Regions from separate parts of the Homo sapiens genome. Here region 2 is linked to region 1. The links are chromatin loops, found by intact Hi-C in ENCODE. Cell type or tissue: OCI-LY7. All regions are shown on one strand. Each heading gives the region's core, and the rest is flanking DNA. Links, peaks and the distances in the headings are about the cores only.

Region 1 (14,385 bases), core at 168-2,667:
GTGGGGTGAAGATTTGGTTAGAAACAGGAGAGCTCTAAGGACCCTCCATATCTGTTAGCCAACCTGCAAAAGTTCAAATCCTCTTCTGAACATACCAAGAAACATAGAGCAGACAGTAAGGGTGTATTTTGTCCAAGGCAGGACCTAAGTTATGAAACAACTTCTTTCTTGACATATTAACATAAGAAAACAAGTATCTCAATTCTTTAAACCCTCTACTCAAATAATATATCATAAAGGGGTATGAGATCTCAATAACCAGAAAAGTCTATCCATAAAAAGGGAGGGAAAAAAAGACACTGCAGACGTTACTTATCAAAATTATGTACTCCAGGGCCAGGCGTGGTGGCTCACGCCTGTAATCCCAGCACTTTGGGAGGCTGAGGTGGGCGGATTACTTGAGGCCAGGAGTTCCAGACCAGCCTGGCCAACATGGCAAAACCCCATTTCTACCAAAAATACAAAAATTAGCCAGGTGTGGTGGTGGGTGCCTGTAATCCCAGCCACTTGGGAGGCTGAGGCACGAGAATTGCTTGAATCCAGGAGGTGGAGGCTGCAGTGAGCCAAGATGATTGCAACACTGCACTCCAGCCTAGGCGACAGAGTGAGACTCCATCTCAAAAAAAAAAAAAAAAAAAATTATGTACTGTCATGTGAGGTGGCTAGGGATTAATTTTTCCAGTAAATATGTCAAAATTGAGAAATGAAAATAAACACTGTGCTCCACTGTCACCCCTTCAGGCTGCTACCAGGACACAGCCCCGTGCTGCTCAGAGAATGCTTGAGTGTCCTCTTTGGAGACCACCCTAGAGCTAGAGTTCCAGCCACGCCATATTGTTTTATTAGCCATCATCCATTTTAGACAGGATTAGTTAAAAGAGACTTATTCACCAGAATTTGTTTTTCTTAAGATAGAATCTTGCTCTGTCACACAGGCTAGAGTGCAGTGGCGTGACCATAGCTCACCACAGTCTCAACCTCCCGAGCTCAAGCGATTTTCCCACTTTCACTAGAATTTTACTGGCTTGAGAAATTCAAATACGGCCCACAAAAACAATATTTGCTAGGATCTAGGATATTTTAAAATAATGGGCCACAATTCTCACTATGATGCTCCAAATATGTCGGGAAGCCACAGCCTCCTGTGGGAATGAGACCCTAAGGGTTCCTTTGAGGGCAAGCCTGGATCCAGGAGGTGGTAGCAGAGGTATTGTTTGTTTAAAAAGCAGTGAGGTTGCTGGTAACTAGTTCTACCAAGCTATCCCATAGTAAGATAATAGTAAATGTACTTACTTGCTGAAGAAAAATTCCACTTTTTCTTTAAATCCTTTGATTTCAGGGTAAGACTCCACTTCTGAGATGTTCTCTTCTTACAGTCTATAAAGCAATGACAAATCACTTTTTCTTTGGGTAATCTTCAGAGAGGCGACATTTCCCCTTCTAACTTCTGTTACTTTACAGAGGGTTTGAGTTCACTCAGTACTTGTCAGTGCCAGGAGTTGGACAGGGTGTTTGAAGAAGCGCCCTCTGCTGCCGTCTTCTTCTAGTTGCTTTTGTAGAGGCTGTGGCTGGGGCAAATCACACAGCAGCCTCCCTCACCACCGTGCATGGACTAACAAACATGAAACACCACGAGCACCAGGCGGCCTAGGGGAGGAGAAGAATGGTGCCCGAGAAGAGTGAGGGGCATCTGGCTAGCCTTGCTGTGTGATGGGAGGCCAGCTTCATGGGCTGGCTGTTTCTGTGCTGGTCTCAAGTTTTGTTTTAGCACCCAGAGTTACTCCTGAGTCCCTGCAGGAATAAGCTGTCAACCTCATATGTAGGGGACACTTTTGGGAGAGTGCTCAGCTCACAGGACCACCCAACTCTACTCCCACCTCTGAATCCCACCATCTTCAGAGAGTGGGCTCCTGCCAGCCACGCTGGACAGTGAATTCTGGTCACCCTAGCCACAGTTGAGTGCGCCTCTGGTGGGATGAGGAAGACTTTAGTCATGCCCATCACTCCCATTTCCAACTAGGTTGCCACCCACCCCTGTGTGTCCCTTTGTAGGATTCTGGAGCCCCTGTGAGTGAGCAGCTGACCCATGCTGGACCAGTGTACTTGTTTGCACAGGTGGAACCTGACAGCACCTTGCATGGGTTGCAGTGAGCCGAGATCACAACACTACAATCCAGCTTGGGTAACAGAGCAAGACTCCATCTCAAAAAAAAAAAAAAAAAAAAGACGCCATCCTTCCCACACCAGCCAGAAAGAGAGCAAACCGTGTGGGTGAGAAATACTGACTACAGCGGCGGCTTCCTTCATCTCAGCAACAAGTTTGTGGCAGAGCTTAGTGGATACCACCCTATTCACCTGAGATTTGGAATACTGAAGCTTTGGAAATCATGAAGGCAGAACTTGCTATGAAAGGACTCCACTGCACTGTCTCCTTCTGTATTGGCAGAAGGGGCCTAGTGAGCACCCTTCTTCACCTGTGTCTTGTTCTGGTCTCAGATGCATATTTTGAATAGTTGCAAGGAATATGGATGTGACAATTCCTGCCTTACCTCTAGTAGATCAACATTACATTTTCAAGTAAAGGGAACATAGATTGGAGGTAAGTTCATGTTTTCTATTTTCTTGAACATTTATTCAGATCAAAGAAATGTTTTCACTGATTTTAGCCACTTCTACTTGATACATTATTACAATGCACTGGAAGTGATTTTTTTTCCAGGTATTTAAAGTAATAGAAAGTTATAGATGTCAACTTAAAAGAGCAAAGAAATACAGAGTTTTAGAAATTTATTTTCTTTTTTTTTTTTTAGATGAAGTCTTTCTCTGCCGCCCAGGCTGGAGTGCAGTGGTGCAATCTTGGCTCACTGCAACCTCCGCCTCCTGGGTTCAAGCAATTCTTCTGCCTCAGCCTCCTGAGTAGCTGGGACTACAGGCGTGTGCCACCATGCCAGGCTAATTTTTAAATTTTTAGTAGAGATGGGGTTTCACCATATTGGCCAGGCTGGTCTCAAACTCCTGACCTTGTGATCCACCCTCCTCGGCCTCCCAAAGTGCTGGGATTACAGGCATGAGCCACTGCACCCAGCCGAGTTTTAGAAATTTCATGAGGGACTACATGAATACAAATTTTGACGATCACAGACACCCTCAAATTTTAAGAATCCCAGTGAAATCCTAACCTGCCTTGGAGAAACACACATTAAACAACTTTGCCATTAGCGCTTTGATGTGACTTAATCAAAGAGGCTGGAAGAAAGGAACACCAGGAAGGTACTTTACAGAGTTTCCCCAATCCTGATTGTAAAATTCAGAAGGCTTCTCTTCCAAGATTATGTACTAATGGGATGTGTTTAATTCCTCTTCCTCCTACAATGTGTCTAGGAGCATGACCTGTGGACCACAGATTTCTAAGGTAAATTTCTGGACACTGGAGGTGAGATGGATGAAGACGGGCAAAGGAAGCCGAACCCGAATACCTATATTACTGGAAAACAAAACAAAACAAAACAAAACCAAGTAAAAGATTTAAAAGGAGGCTGGGCACAGTGGCTCATGCCTGTAATCCCAGCACTTTGAGAGGCTGAGGTGGGCGGATCACTTGAGGCCAGGAGTTCGAGGCCAGCTGGCCAACGTGATGAAACCCCAGCTCTCCAAAAAAAAAAAAAAAACCAAAAAACTGGGCATAGTGGTGCATACCTGTAATCCCAGCTACTGGGAAGGCTGAGACATGAGACTTGCTTGAACTTCAGAGGCGGAGGTTGCAGTGAGCTAAGATTGTGCCATTGCACTCCAGCCTGGGTGACAGAGCAAGATTCTGTTTCAAAAACAAAACAAAACAAAACAAAAAAACTTTAAATGAGTTTGTTCTGAGGAGCAGACCCAGGGTTGGAGAAGAATAAAGCAGGAATTACTGCTCCTCAGTGTAAATTCTTTAGTGCCACTTATTTTTTTGTAAATCCATCCTTGGCTTTACTGTAATAAAAGTAAAAGAAATTCTTTTAAAAATAATTCACATAAAAATTCTTTTAAAAATTTTTATGTGAAAAATTGAAAGGATAAATTTATGAAAGTATATTTTTATAATTCTAGGGTGAGCAAGACACAAAACTTGGAAGCCACGAAAAAAGAAAAGATACACAGATTTGAATTCATAAAAATTAAAAATATTTGTACAATGAAAGACATTATAAATGAAATGAAAACACAATCACAGACTGTAGAGGACCCAGCAGGAAGAGATGACGAGAGGGAGATGCAGCTTTGTCACTCAGAGGTTGGTGCAGAGGCTGTTGCGACACCGTAGGGGAAGCCTGGCCCTTTGCTTTACCCCTGAACAGGATGATCTCTGTGGAAATGAAGGTTCCATCTTTCTGCTCTTGACCTTGGAGCCACTTCACCTCCTCATGCTGATAAAGCTGGCCTGAGCTCAACCTTCCTACCCTTCCGTTCAGCATCCACAGGGAGGGCTGGGCTGGCTCCTGGCAGTGGCCTCAGTGCTGTCATTTGCAGGTTGCCTACTCAGGGCCCACGGTGCTAGCCTGACTGCTGGGAAAACCCCTTTCCCACAGTGGGCTCACTGTTGCCAAGTAAACAAAACCTGTTGCACTGACAAAAATTTTCAGGGGAGTTTTTCATGTTCTAAGATGACCCTCCCGTGAGGTTTAGAAGTTCATTTTTAGATATGACTTCATCTGGGCATGTCTATAAGGCCTGCACCCATCATAGGGCAGCTGATCTAGGCTTTAAGGCTATGGTGCTCCCCAGGAGTGCCACAGCCTGCTAAAGTTGGCAGCAAACTCATCAAAGTGGGAGAGTTCACCTCTTCCTCTTAAAATGCTGTCACATTCTTTCTGGTTCTTTGAGATGGAAATCACCAAAATGCTTAAAATGAAAACAAGTGACTTTCAGAGCTAGCCCTCGTTCAGAGTGAGGGCCGTCTTCTTACTAACCCACCACACACTCTTCCTCCTATACTTGGCATCTTACTCTTCCTGCCTGTGACTCTTTTTTTTTAATTAATTTTTTTATTATCAATTTTTGTTTATTATTCTACTTTAAGTTCTAGGGTACATGTGCACAATGTGCAGGTTTGTTACATATGTATACACGCTCCATGTTAGTGTGTTGCACCCATTAACTCGTCATTTACATTAGGTATATCTCCTAATGCTATCCCTCCCCCCTCCCCCCAGCCCATGACAGGCCCCCGTGTGTGATGCTCCCCTTCCTGTGTCCAAGTGTTCTCATTGTTCAATTCCCACCTATGAGTGAGAACATGTGGTGTTTGGTTTTTTGTCCTTGTGATAGTTTGCTGAGAATGATGGTTTCCAGCTTCATCCATGTCCCTACAAAGGACATGAACTCATCCTTTTTTCTGGCTGCATAGTATTCCATGGTGTATATGTACCACATTTTCTTAATCCAGTCTATCATTGATGGACATTTGGGTTGGTTCCAAGTCTTTGCTATTGTGAATAGTGCCACAATAAACATACGTGTGCATGTGTCTTTAGAGCAGCATGATTTATAACCCTTTGGGTATATACCCAGTAATGGGATGGCTGGGTCAAATGGTATTTCTAGTTCTAGATCCTTGAGGAATCGCCACACTGTCTTCCACAATGGTTGAACTAGTTTACAGTCCTGCCAACGTGTAAAAGTGTTCCTATTTCTCCACATCGTCTTCAGCACCTGTTGTTTCCTGACTTTTTAATGATCGCCATTCTAACTGGTGTGAGATGGTGTCTTATTGTGGTTTTGATTTGCATTTCTCTGATGGCCAGTGATGATGAGCATTTTTTCATGTGTCTGTTGGCTGCATAAAAGTCTTTTTTGAGAAGTGTCTGTTCATATCCTTTGCCCACTTTTTGATGGGGTTGTTTTTTCTTGTAAATGTGTTTGAGTTCATTGTAGATTCTGGATATTAGCCCTTTGTCAGATGAGTAGATTGCAAAAATTTTCTCCCATTCTGTAGGTTGCCTGTTCACTCTGATGGTAGTTTGTTTTGCTGTGCAGAAACTCTTTAGTTTAATTAGATCCCATTTGTCAATTTTGGCTTTTGCTGCCATTGCTTTTGGTGTTTTAGACATGAAGTCCTTGCCCATGCCTATGTCCTGAATGGTATTGCCTAGGTTTTCTTCTAGGGTTTTTATGGTTTTAGGTCTAACACTTAAGTCTTTAATCCATCTTGAATTAATTTTTGTATAAGGTGTAACGAAGGGATCCAGTTTCAGCTTTCTACATGTGGCTGGCCAGTTTTCCCAGCACCATTTATTAAACAGGGAATCCTTTCCCTATTTCTTGTTTTTGTCAGGTTTGTCAAAGATCAGATATTGTAGATGTATGGTATTATTTCTGAGGGTTCTGTTCTGTTCCATTGGTCTAATCTCTGTTTTGGTACCAGTACCATGCTGTTTTGGTTATTGTAGCCTTGTAGTATAGTTTGAAGTCAGGTAGCGTGATGTCTCCCGCTTTTTTCTTTTGGCTTAGGATTGTCTTGGCAATGCAGGCCCTTCTTTGTTCCATATGAACTTTAAAGTAGTTTTTTCCAATTCTGTGAAGAAAGTCATTGGTAGCTTGATGGGGATGGCATTGAATCTATAAATTACCTTGGGCAGTATGGCCATTTTCACGATATTGATTATTCCTATCCATGAGCATAGAATGTTCTTCCATTTGTTTGTGTCCTCTTTTATTTCATTGAGCAGTGGTTTGTAGTTCTCCTTGAAGAGGTCCTTCACATCCCTTGTAAGTTGGATTCATAGGTATTTTATTCTCTTTGAAGCAATTGTGAATGGGAATTCACTCATGATTTGGCTCTCTGTTTGTCTGTTATTGGTGTATAAGAATGCTTGTGATTTTTGCACATTGATTTTGTATCCTGAGACTTTGCTGAAGTTGCTTATCAGCTTAAGGAGATTTTGGGCTGAGACAATGGGGTTTTCTAAATATACAATCACGTCATCTGCAAACAGGGACACTTTGACTTCCTCTTTTCCTAATTGAATACCCTTTATTTCTTTCCCCTGCCTGATTGCCCTGGCCAGAACTTCCAACACTATGTTGAATAGGAGTGGTGAGAGAGGGCATCCCTGTCTTGTGTCAGTTTTCAAAGGGAATGCTTCCAGTTTTTGCCCATCAGTATGATATTGGCTGTGGGTTTGTCATAAATAGCTCTTATTATTTTGAGATACGTCCCATCAATACCTAATTTATTGAGAGTTTTTAGCATGAAGGGTTGTTGAATTTTGTCAAAGGCCTTTTCTGCATCTATTGAGACAAACCTGTGGTTTTTGTCTTTGGTTCTGTTTATATGCTGGATTACGTTTATTGATTTGCGTATGTTGAACCAGCCTTGCATCCCAGGGATGAAGCCCACTTGATCATGGTGGATAAGCTTTTTGATGTGCTGCTGGATTCAGTTTGCCAGTATTTTATTGAGGATTTTTGCATCAATGTTCATCAAGGATATTGGTCTAAAATTCTCTTTTTTTGTTGTGTCTCTGCCAGGCTTTGGTATCAGGATGATGCTGGCCTCAAAAAATGAGTTAGGGAGGATTCCCTCTTTTTCTACTGATTGGAATAGTTTCAGAAGGAATGGTACCAGCTCCTTCTTGTACCTCTGGTAGAATTCGGCTGTGAATCCATCTGGTCCTGGATTTTTTTTTGGTTGGTAGGCTATTAATTATTGCCTAAATTTCAGAGCCTGTTATTTAAGGATTTAGGGATTTAACTTCTTCCTGGTTTAGTCTTGGGAGGGTGTATGTGTCCAGGAATTTATCCATTTCTTCTAGATTTTCTAGTTTACTTGCATAGAGGTGTTTATAGTATTCTCTGATGGTAGTTTGTATTTCTGTGGGATCGGTGGTGATATCCCCTTTATCATTTGATATTGTGTCTATATGATTCTTCTCTCTTTTCTTCTTTATTAGTCTTGCTAGTGGTCTATCAATTTTGTTGATCTTTTCAAAAAACCAGCTCCTGGATTCATTGATTTTTTGAGGGTTTTTGTGTCTCTATCTCCTTCAGTTCTTCTCTGATCTTAGTTATTTCTTGCCTTCTGCTAGCTTTTGAATGTGTTTGCTCTTGCTTCTCTAGTTCTTTTAATGGTGATGTTAGGGTGTCAATTTTAGATCTTTCCTACTTTCTCTTGTGGGCATTTAGTGCTATAAATTTCCCTCTACACACTGCTTTAAATGTTTCCCAGAGATTCTGGTATGTTGTGTCTTTGTTCTCATTGGTTTCAAAGAATATCTTTATTTCTGCCTTCATTTTGTTATGTACCCAGTAGTCACTCAGGAGCAGGTGTTTCAGTTTCCATGTAGTTGAGTGGTTTTGAGTGAGTTTCTTAATCCTGAGTTCTAGTTTGATTGCACTGTGGTCTGAGAGACAGTTCGTTATAATTTCTGTTCTTTTACATTTGCTGAGGAGTGCTTTACTTCCAACTATGTGGTTAATTTTGGAATAAGTGCTATGTGGTGCTAAGAAGAATGTATATTCTGTTGATTTGGGGTGGAGAGTTCTGTAGATGTCTATTAGGTCTGCTTGGTGCAGAGCTGAGTTCAATTCCTGGATATCCTTGTTAACTTTCTGTCTCGTTGATCTGTCTAATGTTGACAGTGGGGTGTTACAGTCTCCCATTATTATTGTGGGGGAGTCTAAGTCTCTTTGTAGGTCTCTAAGGACTTGCTTTATGAATCTGGGTGCTCCTGTATTGGGTGCATATATATTTAGGATAGTTAGCTCTTCTTGTTGAATTGAGCCCTTTACCATTATGTAATGACCTTCTTTGTCTCTTTTGATCTTTGTTGGTTTAAAGTCTTTTTTATCAGAGACTAGGATTGCAACCCCTGCCTTTTTTTGTTTTCCATTTGCTTGGTAGATCTTCCTCCATCCCTTTATTTTGAGCTTATGTGTGTCTCTGCATGTGAGATGGGTCTCCTGAATACAGCACACTGATGGGTCTTGACTCTATCCAATTTGCCCGTCTGTGTCTTTTAATTGGAGCATTTAGCCCATTTACATTTAAGGTTAATATTTTTGTGTGTGAATTTGATCCTGTCATTACGATGTTAGCTGGTTATTTTGCTCGTCAGTTGATGCAGTTTCTTCCTACCATCAATGGTCTTTACAATTTGGCATGTTTTTGCAGTGGCTGGTACTGGTTTTTCCTTTCCATGTTTAGTGCTTCCTTCAGGAGCTCTTTTAGGGCAGGCCTGGTGGTGACAAAATCTCTCAGCATTTGCTTGTCTGTAACGGATTTTATTTGTCCTTCACTTATGAAGCTTAGTTTGGCTGGATATGAAATTCTGGGTTGAAAATTCTTTTCTTTAAGAATGTTGAATGTTGGCCCCCCACTCTCTTCTGGCTTATAGAGTTTCTGCTGAGAGATCCGCTATTAGTCTGGTGGGCTTCCCTTTGTGGAAAACCCGACCTTTCTCTCTGGCTGCCCTTAACAGTTTTTCCTTCATTTCAACTTTGGTGAATCTGACAATTATGTGTCTTGGAGTTGCTCATCTCGAGGAGTAACTTCATAGTGTTCTCTGTATTTCTTGAATTTGAATGTTGGCCTGTCTTGCTAGGTTGGGGAAGTTCTCCTGGATAATATCCTGTAGAGTGTTTTCCAACTTGGTTCCATTCTCCCCATCACTTTCAGGTACACCAATCAGACGTAGATTTGGTCTTTTCACATAGTCCCATATTTCTTGGAGGCTTTGTTCATTTCTTTTTACTCTTTTTTCTCTAAACTTCTCTTCTTGCTTCATTTCATTCATTTCATCTTCCATCACTGACACTCTTTCTTCCAGTTGATCTAATCGGCTACTGAAGCTTGTGCATTCGTCATGTAGTTCTCGTACCACGGTTTTCAGCTCCAACAGGTCATTTAAGGACTTCTCTACACTGGTTATTCTAGTTAGCCATTTGTCTAATCTTTTTTCAAGGTTTTTAGCTTCTTTGAGATGGGTTCAAACTTCTTCCTTTAGCTCGGAGAAGTTTGATCATCTGAAGACTTTTTCTCTCAACTGATCAAAGTCATTCTCCATCCAGCTTTGTTCTGTTGCTGGTAAGGAGCTGCATACCTTTGGAGGGGGAGAGGCGCTCTGATTTCTAGAATTTTCAGCTTTTCTGCTCTGTTTTTTCCCCATCTTTGTGGTTTTATCTACCTTTGGTCTTTGATGATGGTGACCTTTGATGATGGTGGGGTTTTGGTGTGGATGTCCTTTCTGTTTGTTAGTTTTCCTTCTAACAGTCAGGACCCTCAGCTGCAGGTCTGTTGGAGTTTGCTGGAGGTCCACTCTAGACCCTGTTTGCCTGGGTATCAGCAGCGGAGGGTGCAGAACAGCGAATATTGCTGAACAGCAAATGATGCTGCCTGATCGTTCCTCTGGAAGTTTTGTCTCAGAGGGGTACCCAGCTGTGTGAGGTGTCAGTCTGTCCCTACTGGAGGGTGCCTCCCAGTTAGGCTACTCGGGGGTCAGGGACCCACTTGAGGAGGCAGTCTGTCCATTCTCAGATCTCAAACTCCACGCTGGGAGAACCACTACTCTCTTCAAGGCTGCCAGACAGGGACATTTAAGTCTGCAGAGGTTTCTGCTGCCTTTTGTTCAGCTATGCCCTACCCCCAGAGGTGGAGTCTACAGAGGCAGGCAGGCCTCCTTGAGCTGTGGTGGGCTCCACCCAGTTCGAGCTTCCCGGCCGCTTTGTTTACCTACTCAAGCCTCAGCAATGGCGGGTACCCCTACCCCAGCCTCGCTGCTGCCTTGCAGTTCGATCTCAGACTGCTGTGTTAGCAATGAGTAAGGCTCCGTGGGCGTGGGACCCTCCGAGCCAAGCTCGGCATATAATCTCCTGGTGTGGCATTTGCTAAGACCATTGGAAAAGTGCAGTATTAGGCTGGGAGTGACCCGATTTTCCAGGTGCCGTCCGTCACCACTTCCCTTGGCTAGGAAAGGGAATTCCCTGACCCCTTGCCCTTCTCGGGTGAGGCGATGCCTCACCCTGCTTCGGCTCTCGCTCAGTGGGCTACACCCATTGTCCTGCCCCCACTGTCCGACAAACCCCAGTGAGATGAACCCAGTACCTCAGTTGGAAATGCAGAAATCACCTGTCTTCTGTGTCGCTCACGCTGGGAGCTGTAGACTGGAGCTGTTCCTATTCTGCCACCTTGCCTCATAATCCTTGCCTGTGACTCTTGACACACTGTCCCCCAACTTCCTTGGCTGCCTTTCCCCATTCTCTCTGCCCATCTAAACATCTTTCTTCCTCAAAGGACCAGGCCAAATGCCATTTCCCCAAGAAGCTTTCCTGACTCTTCTAAATCTCCATCTGCTCTTTCCCTTCTCTGAGATCCTATGTCTGTGCCACTCATTTGGCATCATTCCAATCCCTCCCCACCCCCCCAAATTTATTGAGTGCCTACTATGTGCCTGGAAGGGTTCAAACATTGGGGAAGCAAAATGGCTTGACTAGGAGAGATAAGGACAACATGGACCGATCCTAAGAAAAAGAAACAGTAGCAGAAAAAGAGCAGGGCAGCTAGCTGAATTTAAGTCTGCAGTGTGGCGAAAATGCCAACAAAATATTGCGAGACATGAGTGGCAATATGACATACCATGGCCAGAAATTATCTTTTTGGATTCTTTCTACATGAACCCAGATCCTTATTGGAATATTACGTCCAATTTCAAACTAAATGTGGAGAGGATCCGGCAGAAAGTAACAAACAATAACAAAAAGGATGCTAAACCAGGCAGCTCAGAGAACAGAGGAATGGGGAGCCAAGATGTTTTAGATGGGCCAAATGATTTTGAGGCCTTTGGTAATGATCCTCTGTGGCTTTGAGGTGTTTCTGTTTCTTTGTTTTGAGCTAGTCATGGCCATAAATGCCTTCTACATCTGTAGGCGACCAAACTGGAGAAAATAATCTACATGTAAGCAGGATAAATTTTGATTGTGTTTAAGGAAGCATTTTTTTTGTGTTGAAGCTGGAAAAGGTGACTTTCAAAGAAGGTTGCAAATTTTTATTGCCTGATGCTTTAAGAAGAGAAGAGACAAATCCTGTTTGGGGAAAACAGAGATTTCTCTGCCTGAGAGTAAGGGACTATGGTGGAATCCCAGGCAGTCCACGATTCTAGGACCTGAGGCGTTAAATGTCACTGCCACTGGCTGCCACTCCCCTGCCCTGCCACACTGTCCACCAGAACCACTAACGAAGTTACAAAAGTCACCCTTTTCAGTTTCTATTTCATTTTCCCTGTCCCCTGAGAAACAGGAACCAAGGACTAGGCAGTAGGAGAAGCCAGACATGATCTATGCTTTCAAAGTGGGTCACCATGGCGTGAATGAATTAGAGCTGAAGGGTCATGGAAACAGCCTGTTCCTCCTCCCTCTCTCCTCCCCAGCTCTGTCCCCCACTTCTTCCTTTTTTTGTATTATTCTGAAAAGTGAATCAAACAGTTGCCATTTTTTTTATATTACGTTGGTCCACAACGTCAAAGGTCATGGTTTCCAGATTTCGGAAAAGGAATTTGATTCTGTTCCTAAAATTAAAGAGAAATTGCAAGGCTTGGATGGAAAGGGGAAGTTCCCCTTCAATAACTCTTTCTAGAAGGGTCAACATTTAAAACTTAACGTGTGGCCGGGTGCAGTGGCTCACGCCTGTAATCCCAGCACTTTGGGAGGCCAAGGAGGGTGGATCACTTGAGGTCAGGAGTTTGAGACCAGCCTGGCCAACATGGCAAAACCCCATCTCTACTAAAAATTTAAAAATTAGCTGGGCATGGTGGTGGGTGCCTGTAATCCCAGCTACTCCGGAGGCTGAAGCATGAGAATCGCTTGAACCTGGGAGATGGAAGTTGCAGTGAGCTGAGATTGAACAATTGCACTCCAGCCTGGGCAACAGAGTGAGACTCTGACTCAAAAAAAAACAAACAAACAAACAAACAAAAAAAGTTAACCTTATGTAGATATTTACCTATTATTTGAATACGAGAAGGAATTTGACCACTTGAGGGCCTGATTTATACAAGTACCACATGATGAAGAACAGGATTTTATGGAGTGAAGATCCTTAACAGCACTCTCAGATTGAATCTCTCCTGAGCCTTGAACTGATTTCTCCAGTGGCCACTGGGGTTGCGTGACTCCTCCAATGGCCCCAGACACAACTAAGAAATGTGCCTAAACTGGCTGCCATTTGAAACCTTTTGGTGTCCTTTGTTTAGATGCCCCACCCTAAACTTCAGGAGTTCTCTCCAGAGAGTAATTTTAGGAATGAATGCCAGAGACCAAGGGATGAGGGACTGTTGCCTCATCAGAGGGGGAAGGAGCTTGCTGGAAAAACAAGAGGAACAAAATGTCCCCTGACTAGATTTTTCTTTACCTTTTGTCTCAAGGACTCTTCTAGAAATAGAAATAAGAGTAGATTCATGTACATTTGCCCAGGTTGACCCCAGTGGAGGAATTGTGGGGCAGAAAGAATGATAACATGAAAGAAAGATAATTTCAGTAAGGCCCCCCAAACTTTTGGTTTAGGGAGCAGTCACTTTTTGTTTCCTAGAAGCTGTATTTTCACCTACTGAGATTCTAGCAGGCAGTGAAGTCCCCTTAGGATGGGACCGTGTGCAAGAGCATTGCTGTTTCATTGTAAACCCTGGAAGCGGAACTTAGGACTCAGCTGGCCAGCTGAGCTTCTCTTCCTGTGGGAAATCCCAGCGAAACCAGGAGAAAGGGAGCAACAGAGGTCATCTGCCAGGAAATGTACCAAAGAAGATTTGAAAATTACTGGTGGATCTCCAGAGCAAAGGCTGGAAAGCCCTGACCTACAGGAGCGGGCTACTGCATTGTTGGGAGGAGCAGGATTCACATCCACATGGACTTCCCTCGGGTCTCTTTCTGCTCTGCAGAGAGGGGTGGAAGCTGCTCCTAGGGTTTTTTTTTTGTTTTTTGTTTTTTGTTTTAAGATGGAGTCTCGGTCTGTCGTCCAGGCTACAGTGTAGTGGCACGATCTTGGCTCACTGCAACCTCTGCCTCCCAGGTTCAAGCGATTCTCCTGCCTCAGCCTCCCGAGTAGCTGGGATTACAGGCATGCACCACCATGCCCGGCTAATTTTGTATTCTTAGTAGAGAGGAGGTTTCACCATGTTGGCCAGGCTGGTCTTGAACTCCTGACCTCATGATCCGCCTGCCTCGGCCTTCCAAAGTGCTGGGATTACAGGTGTGAGCCACCGCACCTGGCCACTCCTAGGTTTTAAAACACCGGTTTGTATCCACTTATCTCTTTTGCTCCTCTCCATATAGTCTCCCATCTCTACCTCTTGCTATATTTGATTCCTGCCTGCTTGTTAGAATTACGGTGCATATCTTAGATTTTTCTTTAAATACCAC
Region 2 (14,181 bases), core at 11,614-14,113, 180 kb before region 1:
GAATTAAGGTCAAAAATATAGTCAGAATCAGCAGTTTAGGGTCTTTTTACCCCTAAGCAGCCAAGCAGCTGCTGACATGGAACACACACTCCCTGGGATTGTTATGTCTCCGTCTGTGTTGTTTCAGGCAAGAGTTTGGCTCAGATCAATGTCCAGATCTGACAAGGGAAGTGTACCTCCAGGACATCCACTGTGTGGGCTCGCTTTGCAAGCTCTACTTTAGGGAGCTGCCCAACCCCCTCCTGACTTATGAGCTCTATGAGAAATTCACGGTGAGTGTTTGGATTTCCATTATGGTTACTGGGTGGGATGCATGGATGGGCCAAGAAGAGTTTCAGCACTAAAATAACAATAATAACACTCACCAGATGGTTGACATTATCTTAGCGTGGTGAGGGAAGTAGGATAATATGGTAAGGAAAATAGGGTGGTGGAATTGTTTGCTAAATTTTTCTTTCTTGAATTTTCAGAATCATGTTGTTTGTTTTAAGAGCTGGGTTGAATTATCTCCATGTTTATTCAACTGAATGTGCCTTATTGTATAGGGAGGAAACTGAGAACCCCAGAAGTAAAGTGTCTGGCCCAAGGTCACACAGCAGAGGCAGGACAGGAACCTGAGACTCCTCATGCTACACCCACTGCTAGCCTTTTTATCAGACCATTCCCTCTGTGTTTCTTTTGTAGGTTGGGTAAAGAGGTGGGTGGGTAGAGAGGGGAGAGGGAACAAACAAATGTCAAGAGGTGTCAGAAAGCTGGGAAGAGAAAAGAATATGAGAAAAACAGCCAAGAGGGAGAGCAGGATAGGCAGTGAGTTGGACTGGTGGAGAGGATGGATGGGCATTAGCAAAACACCTAAGTAGCAGCTGTATGGTCACCAAATAGGGCACACCCATAGGAAAGTAGAAAGAAGAATAAATGCTTAAAGGGTGACTGTAGAGATAGCGTGAAAAACATGGCTTGAACATTTGGCTGCATGGGAGAAGGTGTAGAGTAGGCAGAGGGCTGGGTTTAACCAAGGTTGGGGTTCAGTTGGCAAAGAGGGATGAGGGAGATGAGAGCGTGTGCTGGGGGCATTGAAACAATTTACCATGGAATGTAGTGTAGATACGAAAAGAAGTGAGGGCACAAGGTAGTTGAGTAACAGTGTAAAAGTAGATCATCCCAGTGAAGTCAGTGGACTGTATGGTAGTTAGAGAGGGATGTTTGAAAGTGAGACTATGGCGAGGTTACAGTTTTGGGTAAGGACCAGATCTAGTCACTAACAGTGGGAGGGAACCTTTCTCATGGCTCCTGTAATAAATTTGTTTTGAGTATATGAAAGGTTCTTCAATTTGAAATGATACAGGAATAAATGAATGCTATTTCTTAAAAATGGGCTTGGGCTGTAAAAATATGTTTAGGAGTTTTCAGTGGTACAGGGAAATACTCAAATGCTAATTGAAGAAAAACTAAATGCACAACTGTATATTAAGAAAGGAATAAAAGGAAAGATGTTCAAAAGACTAAAAGACTAACAACTGTTCATTTCAGTGATGGGATTTCAGACAGTTTTTCTTGTTTCTTTAACTTTCATAAGTTTGCCCACTAAAAATATATTAGCTTTTAGCAAGCAACAACAACAACAACAAAACCATCTTCTGGTTATATATACTTAAAGAATTTAAAAAAGGAAAAACAAAATCAAGAAATAGGGGGAGAAATGAAGATTTAAAAAAAAAAGAAAAGAAAGAAAAAAATAGTCCAAAGCACATTAAAAAATGGGCATAAATGTTGACCTCTAGAGAAGTCAACATGTACCAGCTGGCATAGAGTTGTCATTGGTTATGGGGCCCTTCTCCTTTAGATCTAAGGCAGAAGGTAAAGAAGCCTCCTATCTGCATGGGTAAGTTGTAAATAATGGTATCCCCTACCCATGGAACCACAGAAGTGTCTTTCCTAGGAACCAAGAAGAAAGGTGTGAGCTTCATGTGGGTCTGTCAGATTATAATCACTTTCACCATATGTAAGTATTTGGTTAAGAGTAATCCTATTTAATAAAAGACATTATGAAAAATGAAGGAAAGTAGAAAGGAACCATTGATCTGTCTCCTTAAAGACCAAAGACAACTACAGTTAACATGTTGTGGGTATTCTTTCCATAGTGTTTTTGTTGTGGTTTGTGTTTTGTTTTCCAAAATCAAAATAAAATTTTATTGCAAAAATTAAAGTAATACAGAAATGTATAAAGGAGAAAGTATAAATCTCAAATCACCTGAAATTCCACACTCCAGGCATATTTGCTGTTAACAGATCGAACAGATATTAACTATATCTGTAGTAATAGATGTTAACAGATCTCAACACACACACACTCACACACACTCACTTGTCAGTACTACATATTGCTGTTTGGGGGATGCTTTTAATTCAACAGTGTGATCATCTTTGTGTGTTAAGAAATACGGGAAGACACTGTGTTTACAGCATTCTCTCTATGTGCCATGATTTCTGAAACCAAGCTCCCACTGATGGATATTTAGCTTTTTCATTTCTCAAGACGTTCCTTTTATAAACATTATAATACACATTTTTTCACCTATATTTTTACACTATTTTTTGTTTGTTTATATCCTTAGAGAAAAATCATGGAAGTAGATTTGCTGAGTAGAAAGTTCTTGTTTAAAATTTTGTCACAAATTACCAGTCTGTCCTCCAGAAAGACAAGGAATGCTCTTTTCCCTGCAGACTTTCCAACCCTGGGTATTTCCAATTGGTTAAATTATTTGTTGACCTGAATCAACAAAAAATAATACCTTATTGTTGCTTTAATTTGTGTGTAAGACTTTATTGTTTTCAATATAGTTGTAATCCTCTTATCAGTACCATATTATCATCTTTGAATATGATAGAATGGAATATCATTATGTTAATGAACTGAATCAGTCTTATTTCTTTTAACTAATATCTCATTCTATTATAGTTGGGGGTAGATAGGAATTCTTTGTCTGGAAACTTTAGAAATACAATTTCTCCTTAGCCCTTGTCTACAGGCTCAGAATGAAACCTGTATTTATCTCTCCCCTCTCCTGTTCCCTGTTATTGCTAATCATTGTGTTTTCTCACAGCAACTGAAAAATACCAAGGCAGCTTGTCAACCTGTCTTCAGATTTGAAGGAAATCTGACATTGTATTTAAACAGTTTATTTGACACTAAAAAACAGGGATGTTTTGTTATGACAACTAACTCTATATACATAGGATCTAGTGAAGTTAACTATGTTGGAGAATGTATCATTTAATAGATTTCTTTGATCACAGATAATATAAGTAAACCTTCACGGGTATGGAAATAGCTCTGTTACATTGTCACACATTCTCCCTATAGTTTACTCAAACCTACTTGCACAGCTAAAGTAGAATAATACCTTTTATTAACTTTTATTTTAGGTTCAGGGTACATGTTCAGGTTTGTTATATAGGTAAACTTGTGTCACGGGGGTTTGTTGTACAGATTATTTTGTCACCCAGGTACTAAGCCTACTCCCAATCAAGTAGTCCCCAGTGTCTGTTGTTCCTCCCTTTGTGTCCATGTGTTCTCATCATTTAGCTCCCACTTATGAGTGAGAACCTGCACTATTTGGTTTTCTGTTCCTGCATTAGTTTGCTAAGGATAATGGCCCCCAGCTTCATCCATGTTCCTGCAAAGGACATGATCTTATTCTTTTTTAAGGCTGCATAGTATTCCGTGGTGTATATGTACCATATTTTCTTTATCCAATCTGCCATTGATGGGCATTTAGGTTGATTCTGTGTCTTTGCTATTGCGAATAGCACTGCAATGAACATACGTGTGCATGCGTCTTACGGTAGAACAATTTATGTTCCTTTGGATATATACCCAGTAGTGGGATTGCTGGGTCGAATAATAGTTCTGTTTTTAGCTCTTTGAGGAATCACCACACTGCTTTCCACAACGGTTGAATTGATTTACACTCCCAACAGTGTATGTATAAGTGTTCATTTCTCCCCAACCTCACCAGCATCTGTTATTTCTGACTTTTTTTTTTTTTTTTTTTTGAGACAGAGTCTCACTCTTGTCACCCAGGCTGGAGTGCAGTGGTGTGATCTCAGGTCACTTCAACCTCTGCCTCCCGGGTTCAAGCTATTCTCCTGCCTCAGTCTCCTGAGTAGCTGGGATTACAGGCGCTCGCCACCACGCCCACTAATTTTTGTATTTTTAGTAGAGACGGGGTTTCGCCATGTTGGCCAGCCTGGTCTTGAACTTCTGACCTCAGGTGATCCACCCACCTTGGCCTCCCAAAGTGCTGGGATTACAGGCGTGAACCACCGCACCCGGCCTATTTTTGACTTTTTAGTAATAGCCATAGAAGAATATCTTAATGGAATGATGAGAGAATAAGAAAAAATATTAATGGACTAATAATACTAATAATGATAATAGCTGTCAATAATTGAGTGCTTACTATATGATAAACTCATTATAAATATTATTTCATTTAATTCTCAAAATAACCCTATGAGGTAGGTTTTATTGTCTCTGTTATACAGATCATTAAAATGAGGCTCAGGGTGACTCTTGCCTGGGGTGGTACAGCTAGTAGGTGGAGGTAAAGATGTAGTTCTGTCTCATAACTCCCACACTACTTGAAAGTAGAGTTAACAACACTTAATTAAGGCTCAGGTATTAAATAACTTAATATGAAATAAAGTAATGAAGGAACAATGCCATAAACAGTGCTAGGAAAATTCGCTATCTATTGCAAAATGAGGAAATCAAGTTTCATCTTTACCATTTAGCAGATTTCAGGGTGGAGAAGGGTTTCCTAACCATAAAAGCAAAGGAAAAAAGTCACAAAAAACAAACTTAAAAATGGAACTACATATAAACTATTTTTCTTTATAAAAATATATTAACACAATTAAAAGGCAAATGACTAAATATAGGAACTATTTACAATAAAGATGACAGGGGATTAATGTTCTTTAATTATAAGGAAGCTATCAATAAAAAGAAGTAAAACATATAATACCTCAATAAACAAGTAAGCGAAGGACCTTGATAGATAATTCCTAAAAAAAGAAATTGAATTATTTAAAAAGTATCAATATATTAGAATAATATAGTTGCACATTAAATAAATAATTTTTAATGTTATCATTTCACACTGGCAAGCCCATGGTGAGACTGGCTTTTTTTTTTGTTGTTGTTGGCTTTTTTGGTTGTTTGTTTGTTTTTTGAGATGGAGTCTTGCTCTGTCGCCCAGGCTGGAGAGCAGTGGTGCGATCACGGCTCACTGCAGCCTCCCCCACCCGGGTTCAAGCAATTCTCCTGCCTCAGCCTCCTGAGTAGCTGGGATTACAGGCACCCGCCACCATGCCCAGCTAATTTTTGTATTTTTAGTAGAGACAGGGTTTCACCATGTTGACCAGGCTGGTCTCAAACTCCTGACCTCAGGTGATCCACCTGCCTCGGCCTCCCAAAGTGCTGGGATTACAGGCGTGAGCCACCGCACCCAGCTGAGACTGGCTTTTTTATAGTTTTCTGTTGGAAGTATAAATTGGTTGGACGTCCCCGAAAGTCATATGAAATTACTATCAAGAATACTCAAATGCTCATATTCTTTAATCCAGTAACTCTATTTCTAGGACTCCATTCTAGGGTGACAATCAGATGTGCACACAAATAATTGATGTACAAGTATGTCCATTGCAATATTATATACAATATCAACATTTTGGAGAGTACATGTCTAACAGTGAGAGATGATTTAAATAAATGATAAATCTATTGTTGTTAAAACTGTGTGGCCATGAAAAGTCACAGTTTTGAAAAATGTTTACTGACCATATGATATGGTTTGGAGGCTTGTCCCCTCTAAATCTCATGTTAAAGTGTAATCTCTAATGTTGGAGGTAGGGTCCTAGTGGGAGGTGACTGGATCATGGGGGTTGATCCCTCATGAGTGGCATGAATGGCTTAGCATCATCCACTTGGAGATGAATGAGTTCTCGCTTAGTTCATGTGAGATCTGCTTAGAGTTTGGGACCTCCCACTTTGCTCTCTCGTGCTCACTCTCTCACCACGTAGCATCACCTGTTCTCCCTTCGCCTTCCACCATGACTGTTAGCTTCCTGAGGCCCTCACCAGAAGCGGATACTGGAACCATGCTTGGACAGCCTGCAGAACCATGAACCAATTCAACCTCTTTTCTATATAAATTACCCAATCTTAGGTATTCAGTATGGTTTGGCTCTGTCCCCACCCAAACCTCATCTCGAATTGTAATCTCCACATGTTGAGGGAGGGACCTGGTGGGAGTGATTGGATCGTGGGGGCAGTTTTCCCTCATGCTGTTCTCATGATAGTGAATGAGTTCTCACAAGATCTGATGGTTCAAAAGTGTGTGGCGGTTCCCCCTTAGCTCTCTCTCTCTCACTCCTGCTCCGCTGTGGTAAGGCAAGCTTGCTTCCCCTTCACCTTCTGCCATGATTATGTTTCCCAAGGCCTCCTAGCCATGCTTTCTGTTAAGCCTGTGGAACTGTGAGTCAATTAAACCTCTTTTCTTCAGAAATTGCCCAGTCTCAGGTAGTTCTTATGGCAATGTGAAAAAGGGCTAATACAGTATTCATTTATAGTGACACAAAAACAGACAAACACACCATAATATAAAGTTAAATGGGGAAAAAAGCAGTATCTGTAACTAAACAGGAAATAAAGCCAGTGTTCATGTTTGGTGCTTGGAGGCCCTGATCAAACTGCTTTTTTTTTTGTTTTGCTTTTTGTTTTTCTTCACCTATAAGTAGGTTAGTAGTGGTTATTTCTGGGTGATGTGATAATAGGGGATTTTTTATTTTCTGCAGATTTCCTACTTTAATTGTGAGTACATGTATTAGTTTCCTGTTGCTGCTGTAACTAATTGCCATAAACTAGATGACTTAAACAACAGAAACCTATTGCCTCACAGGTCTGGAGGCCAGAAGTCTGAAATCGGCTTCACTGGGCTGAAGTTAAGGTTTCAGCAGGGCGTGCTCTCTCCAGAGGCTCTAGAGGAAAAGCCGTTCCTTGCTCCTCCCAGCTTCTGATGGCTGCTGACGTTCCTTGGATTGTTGGTGCCTCACTCCTGTCTCTGCCTCCAGGGCCACATTGCCTTTTCTTCTTCTGTCTGTGTCAGATCTCCCTTTGCCCTGCTCCTATATAGATACCCATGACTGCATTTAGGACGCACCCAGATAATCGAGGATAATGTCCCCACTCGACATCCTTAATTTAACCACATCTGCAAAGACTCGTTTCCAAATAAGGTAACACAGGTTCCAGTGATTAGGATTTGATATCGTCGGGAGCAATTATTCAACCTACTGTATTTCATTTTTATCAGAAAATAACAACAACATTTATTTTAGGAAAAATTCAATTTTGTTCAGATCGGTCCAGCTAAAACTATTACACCCAAAACAGGAAAATTTTGCTGACTTGAGATTTTTAGAGAAGGCCATTTAGAGGTGTTAAATTATGTATTTGCCTTTTTTCTTTTTTTAATTAAACTTGTCACCTGTCAGAATGTATATTTAGTTTATACTGAAATAGTATCTTTTTAAATTTTTTGAAATTTATTTATTTTTACAGATGCACTCTTACTCTGTTCCTCAAGTCTGGAGTGCAGTGGTGTAATCATAACTCACTGTAACTTCAAACTCCACGGCTCCAGCAACCCTTCTGCTTCAGCCCCTGGAGTAGCTAGAGCTACAGGCGTATGCATCAAGCCCTGCCCCAAATAATGTCTTGACGCGTCAGTCTCCCTTGGTTAAATTGTAAGCTTCCCGAGGACAGGAACTGTGTTTATTTTATTTATTGTTGTGTTTCCCTGCTTGCTAGCTTCTGGAAAATGTTGTAATTGTTACTTAGGAAATATTTACTGACAGATTTGTTGACTAGCAACTATCATTTGAAATGTCCCTTAGGGCCAGGCTTGGTGGCTTACGCCTGTAATCCCAGCACTTCGGGAGGCTGAGGTGGGCGGATCACTTGAGGTCAGTAGTTTGAGATCAGCCTGGCCAACATGGTGAAACCCCGTCTCTACTAAAAATACAAAAATTATTCGGGCATGGTAGTGTGCGCCTGTAATCCCAGCTACTCGTGAGGCTAAGGCAGGAGAATTGCTTGAACCTGGAAGGTGGAGGTTGCAAATTCCCCTGCTCCGTCTCCCATCATTTCCACCTGCCTTGCTCCATACAGGCCACACTGGCCTCCACATGTCCCCTAAGCAAGTTCAGTGTGTCCCCGCTGTCCCCAAAGCCTTTGTACCTGCTGTTTCTTCTTGGCACCCTGTTTTCCCGGATACTTGCACAATTTGTTCCTTCACTTCATCTTTGCCTCTGTTCAAATGTCACCTCCTAGAAACCTCTGATTATCCTATCTACAACAGGAGTCCCCATCATTCTCTCCCCTGTGCCCTACACTACCAGGATTGTGCCACTACACTCCAGCCTGGGTGACAGAGTGAGACTCGTCTCAAAAAAAAAAAAAAGGCAGTGTCACTTAGGGCAGACAACTAACACCTTGCAACAGGCAAAGTCAGGCTGGTTGTGAGCTCAAGACAGCTGCAAAGGGGTGCAGTAGCCAATTGTCTTGGTTTCCAGGGACTCTCCCTGTTTCAACACCGAAAATCTCATGTTCCAGGAAAACTCTGTCTTGGGCAAACCAGGATATTGGTCATCCTACTGGGAGCCCAGAGTGAAAAGGAGCTGCCTCTGCAATGCTGGTGTTCATCACTATGGGTAATGATCCCAGGATAGCAGTGTTCTGGAAGTGTGGCCCAAATGTGGCTGTTTAGCTTTTTCAAGCACAAAGCAAAATATTGACTCATTCACTTACTCCTTCCATTCAACAGTGTTTATTGGGCATCTACTACATACATTTGGCAGGCACAGTTCTAGGTGCGGAGATTTAATGGTGAATGGAACAGAGAAAATCTCTGTGCTTGTGAAATTTACATTTTAATGGAAGGGACAGATGATACCCAAATGTAAGACATAGATCTATAATGAGAACTCTTGATAAGTACTATGAAGAAAAATAATGCAGGGCACAGTGGAGAGAATGATGGGGACTCCTGTTTTAGATAGGATAATCAGAGGTCTCTAGGAGGTGACATTTGAACAGAGTCAAAGATGAAGTGAAGAAACAAATTTTGCAAGTATCCGGGAAAACAGGGTGCCAAGAAGAAACAGCAGGTACAAAGGCTTTGGGGACAGCGGGGACACGCTGAGCTTGCTTAGGGGACATGTGGAGGCCAGTGTGGCCTGTATGGAGCAAGGCAGGTGGAAATGACGGGAGACGGAGCAGGGGAATTTGCAGAGGGACCAGCTCACTTAGGAGTGCTTGCTTCCACAGGTGTAACAAAGACATAGCTATAAAGCCTGCCCTGAAGGACACACAGTGGTTCCTCTGGAGTCTGTAGTTGGAAGGAAGGTTAACTTTCCTTGTACATTCCTTTGGATGCTTTCCTTTTTTTTTTTTTTAATTATGTGCATGAATTACTTTTTAAAGGTCTAGTAAATAGCTTAAAATACCTTAAAATAATAAAAATGGTTTGATAATTTTAAAGTAATGAATAAAAAGTTAAAGTTGCAGCTGGGGTGCAGTTGGAAGGGAGAGCCTCAGACTGTCTGCGTTGGGCCACCCTGGTGACAGGGCTGCCCGGGCAGCAGGACTTGAGCTCAGGGACTGTGGTGGCTTTGAGTAAACAGAAACCCAGAGTTAGGGTCCTACCACAGAGGACAAGAGCCCAGCCTCTGCCAGCGTCCTCCAAGGGCAGGAAGCTGGCCTTACTGACACTGATTTGAAAAGAACAAATAGTCACAGATTCATCCTAGATCTTTTAAGATTTAACCATTAGCCATCTTGGCCTGGCTAATGCTGAGTGAAATTCTCTCACAGGCAAAAAACTGGGGTAGGTAAAATTTCCACTCCCATCCCCCAGTTGCCCCAGCTGTGGGTTCTGTGGTCCTAATGGGACAACATAGAGAAGCTCGAAATAAGTTTGCAGTGGCCGGGCCCCTCCAGAAGGAAAACATGAATTTAGAAAGCTTCTGGAGAGGGTTGGGGTAGGATGGGGAGAGGTTGCAAATAATGAAATAAACACCAGTCCCAAATGGGACCTGCAGGCCTCCAGGGATGAGCCTGCCCCGCCTCTTGGAGAACAAAGATGACTAACAGCTTCCTAAAATATTAAGGAACTTTCCATGAGGGTTGTTAAATTGACCTACACCTTTATTCCCCAGACACATTTTTTAAAGGAGGGTGGGGTTAGTGGTACAACGTTTGTGAAGCATGATTCCGGCTTTGCAGAGAGATGAAGAGAAGCTCCCCACCCCTCCCTGTGTGCACAGCAGAATGTGGGAGAGTCCACAGAGCATTCCCTCAGCCCTTCCCTCCCCCGGGGCTTCTCTCCCTTGGCTCCCCGGCTCCCCAGCTCCCCATTGTGAGGTTCTCACCGCCTTGCAGAGCCAGGGTCCTCTCCACAATCATGTTTTCCAAATGACAACCCCAGGGAAGAAAAGGGAGGTGTCAGGGGGCTTACTGGAAGCCCCATTCTTGCCCCTACCCTTCACCCTGCATATCTCATAAAGTGAGGATTGCAGCAGTGATCTTGCTTAGGCTGGCCTGTTCTCAGGCTGGCAAACCCACCAGAAGACTGGGACACCTATGACTATAATCCTCCCAGTCCCACGTTTCTCCCCACTTCTGCTTCAAATGCGAGACCTCAAGATTCCCACATAGAGAAGTTGGATTGCCTTAAAAAATGGTGGTCTTCTATATATTTGTTTTACTTCAATTAAATAAAAAAGGTGAAAAAGAAAAAACTTAGTGGGCAAAGCCCTGGCCTGCTGTCTCACACCTACTGTGTGCCAGGCACTGTTCTGGACACAGGGATTCATCACGTCCCAGCACTCACAGAGCTTATGTTCTAGCAAGGGAGACAGACAATAAGCAATAACTCCAATAAATAAGTGCATTCTTGTAGTGTAATGGCAGTGAGTCCTGTGGGGAAAAAGTGGGAGGGATTGGGAGGCCCAGGCTGGAGCAGGACCTCAGTGGTCTCCTCTAGGTTAAAACAGATCACACTCAACTAGTGTGTCCTAGGAACTGAAGATGCTGGTAAAGTTAATTCCCTTCCACTTTTCTGTGCCTAAAAATTCTCATTACTGACAGTGTGAAATTCAGTATTTACATGCAACATGCACACGGCAGCTAAAGGTTGAACAGAGGTGAGCAACGTAAGAAAACCATCACCACGGTTAGGATCTCATTTTGGGTTGTATGGCAAAGGGCAATATTTATCAAATTAATTAAGATATTCCATAATTGTACCTTTCATTATGTATCAATCTAAAGCAAGTTTCCAGCACTGGTAGGAAATACAAGACTAAGTGATGTGTGCCTGTGAATTCATGATCTTAGAGCCCTTTTTAAAGTATGTATTGATCTAGGTGGGTTACCTAGGTGTATACATATGAAAAAAACTCATGGAGCTATAGCTTAAGATCTGCACATTTTTAATATATGTAAATTATATCTCAGTGAAAAAGGAAAGATAGCTGTGGTTACCATGGACCTCAGGTTCAGGCACTGCTCAGATGCTGGCAGTTCATGAGCACTCACACTGCAGTGGGAGGGGCCGTGAGCACAGCAGGACAGATTCTCAGAACATGGGTGCAGGTCTGGGACCAGGGGAATCTGCCCAGGGATGCCTGCATCATGCAGCAACCCCCAGCATTCGAGAGATGGACGTGGACCAGCCTGTAATCACACTGCCTTTATTGCTATTCCTGCCTCTCCTTGAAGGCACTTGGGCTGATGGGGGAACAAAATACCCATACAGCAAATAACTGGAGAGCAAGTCTGGGCAAGGCCACCAGGTTTCAGGGACAACGCTCTTATCCCTGCCAAGGAAAGCACATCTTCCCTGCTTCCTGGCTTCTAGGACAGGCAGCAGCTGAGTCCTTGAGGTCATGGGGTAGTCACGGGCTAGGTAGGCAGTAGCTGTTTGCACCCAGAAAGACAGCTGGCTGAGTGGACTTGGTAATGCCCTGTCATCTCCATCTCATTCTGTATCTGTCTCATTTATTTATTTACTTGCTTGTTATTTATTTATGTATTCATTCATTCATTCATTCATTCATGTTTTAGAGACAGGTTGCACTATGTCGCTAGACTAGATCCAAACTCTTGTGCTCAAGCAATCCTCCCACCTCAGCCTCCTGAGTAGCTGGGATAACAGGCATGCGCCACCATGCTGGGCCTATCTCTATCTCTTTACCTCTCTGTGTGTGAGTCTCTGTATCTCTCTACCCCCGAGACACACCCGAGATTCTACACATTCTTACCAGACGCCTAGCAACCATCTCAGGATGCCCAGAGTCCCAGGCAGCCCACCGCCTGCTGTGCACACATGGTGAGACCCTGCACACACATCCAGAACCAACAGAAACTGTAGTGGGATAGTTGTTTTCATAGTAAAGCATGCCTCTTGGAAGGATGATCTCTAGGCATGGTTGTGAGGCTGGAGTATGAGGGCTTGAGTGATCCCAGCACATGCAGATGGCTGTCCCTGCTCTCAAGCACTCACCAGGCTGCCTTGTGTTCTTCTCCACAGGAGGCAGTGTCGCATTGCCCTGAAGAAGGCCAACTGGCCCGAATCCAAAATGTTATCCAGGAGCTTCCTCCATCCCACTATAGGTAAGAATGGTTGGGAAAAGAAACGTGTGGCCTCTCAATGCAGTGTAATACCAAAGAGACAGGCTGGCATCATGGAAAGGAAACAATGTGTGGACAGTAGCAAGTTTAGGCTTTCCCAAGGGCATTTTGAAGTTGGTGAACAGGTCACTATTATCAAAGTGAGTTGGTGTCTGACCAGGGACATTGGCAGCAAGGAGAAGCCAGTCTCCAAATCACCTGCAGAACACCCCTCAGAATCTCTCAGGAAGTCATTCCAGTGATGCATACTAGCCTCTTGGTGGCATTCTTGGTTCATACCCAGATTTGTAGCATAACCAAATCTATGGCAACCAAGATAGCTTTTCAACAGGGGTTGACTGTGGGCTCTTGAGCATTGGCTGATTGTTCTATTTGCTCATTAGTACCATCCCTACCATCATCCCCCACCCTTTCATTTCATTCTCACAGTTTAGCCCCTAATGTTGCCACCTTTCCCAGTGTTCCCTATGCCTGCCCATCTTTTACAAGGGGGCAGATTTTGATGTGGTATAAGAAGGAACTTCCTAGCAATAATAAATGTTGTTTATCCATGAAATTAGCTCCCTAACAAGTACCAAGATCCCTGTAGCTGGGAGAATTTTTATTAAAACGAGCCTAGATGAGAGCCTATTTCAAAACTGCTTGGAGGCCATCCTGCCCTGGTTGAAAGGACGAACAAATGGCCACTAAGAGCCTCCAGGCGGCCTGTGTGGTGGCTCATGCCTGTAATCCCAGCACTTTGGGAGGCCCAGGCGGGCGAGCACGAGGTCAGGAGATCGAGACCATCATGGCTAACACGGTGAAACCCCGTCTCTACCAAAAATACAAAAAATTAGCCGGGCGTGGTGGCGGGCGCCTTTAGTTCCAGCTAGTGGGGAGGATGAGGCCAGAGAATGGCGTGAACCCGGGAGGCGGAGCTTGCAGTGAGCTGAGATCGCGCCACTGCACTCCAGCCTGGGCGACAGAGCGAGACTCCGTCTCAAAAAAAAAAAAAAAAAAAAAAAGCCTTCAGGCTCTGAGGTGCTGTGATTCTCTAGTTCTGTCTCTGACTGGTGCTCCAGGGTCCTCTGCTTACATCTGACAAAATGGACCCCCTTCCCCACCCTGAGTCAATGTGCCTAGGGCCAAGAAAATTACTTCTGTCAATCTTGACATCTTTCCAATGTCAATTCATTAAAATAGAAATATTTAGAGTCTCTTAAATCCAAACTTAGAAATTATCTCCATATGTCAGGCTTCACACGGGCACTGAAGTTTCTTACTTTGTCAAAAAACAAACCATTCTAGGACCTTGGAATACCTGATTCGACACCTGGCCCATATCGCCTCCTTCAGCAGCAAGACCAACATGCACGCCCGGAACCTGGCCCTGGTGTGGGCGCCAAACCTCCTCAGGTAACCACTCTACCCTCCCCTTGTCA

What was found. A loop is a pair of places that touch in the nucleus more often than their neighbours do. Peaks named below come from ENCODE experiments on the same cell type or tissue, not always from the same donor. Only the 100,000 strongest peaks of a DNase experiment are listed, where the experiment ranks them.
Region 2: a loop joins it to region 1, with 2.3 times the contacts of the local background. A loop is called at or near these places in 2 of 110 quality-filtered maps.

What each region holds. Positions count from the first base shown.
Region 1 is chr3:119,558,147-119,572,531 of GRCh38, forward strand. CD80 (CD80 molecule) reads right to left here and starts at 1,468. Exons shown (of 7, transcript NM_005191.4): 1 at 1,294-1,468. LOC107986118 (a long non-coding RNA gene) reads left to right here and starts at 2,284. Exons shown (of 2, transcript XR_001740861.2): 1 at 2,284-2,599; 2 at 4,090-4,180. RefSeq lists a silencer at 1-70 and enhancers at 1-70, 432-591, 862-921, 1,692-1,741, 4,223-4,812 and 1 more. In OCI-LY7, for the core only: CTCF peaks have their summits at 1,491 (motif pointing left) and 1,697; a DNase peak (open chromatin) is centred at 1,525.
Region 2 is chr3:119,368,245-119,382,425 of GRCh38, forward strand. It overlaps ARHGAP31 (Rho GTPase activating protein 31), which reads left to right. Exons shown (of 12, transcript NM_020754.4): 3 at 128-272; 4 at 12,660-12,742; 5 at 14,048-14,155. Among named protein-coding and RNA genes, the nearest start is that of ARHGAP31-AS1, 53 kb to the left of the region's middle. In OCI-LY7, for the core only: CTCF peaks have their summits at 12,913 and 13,112; a DNase peak (open chromatin) is centred at 13,027.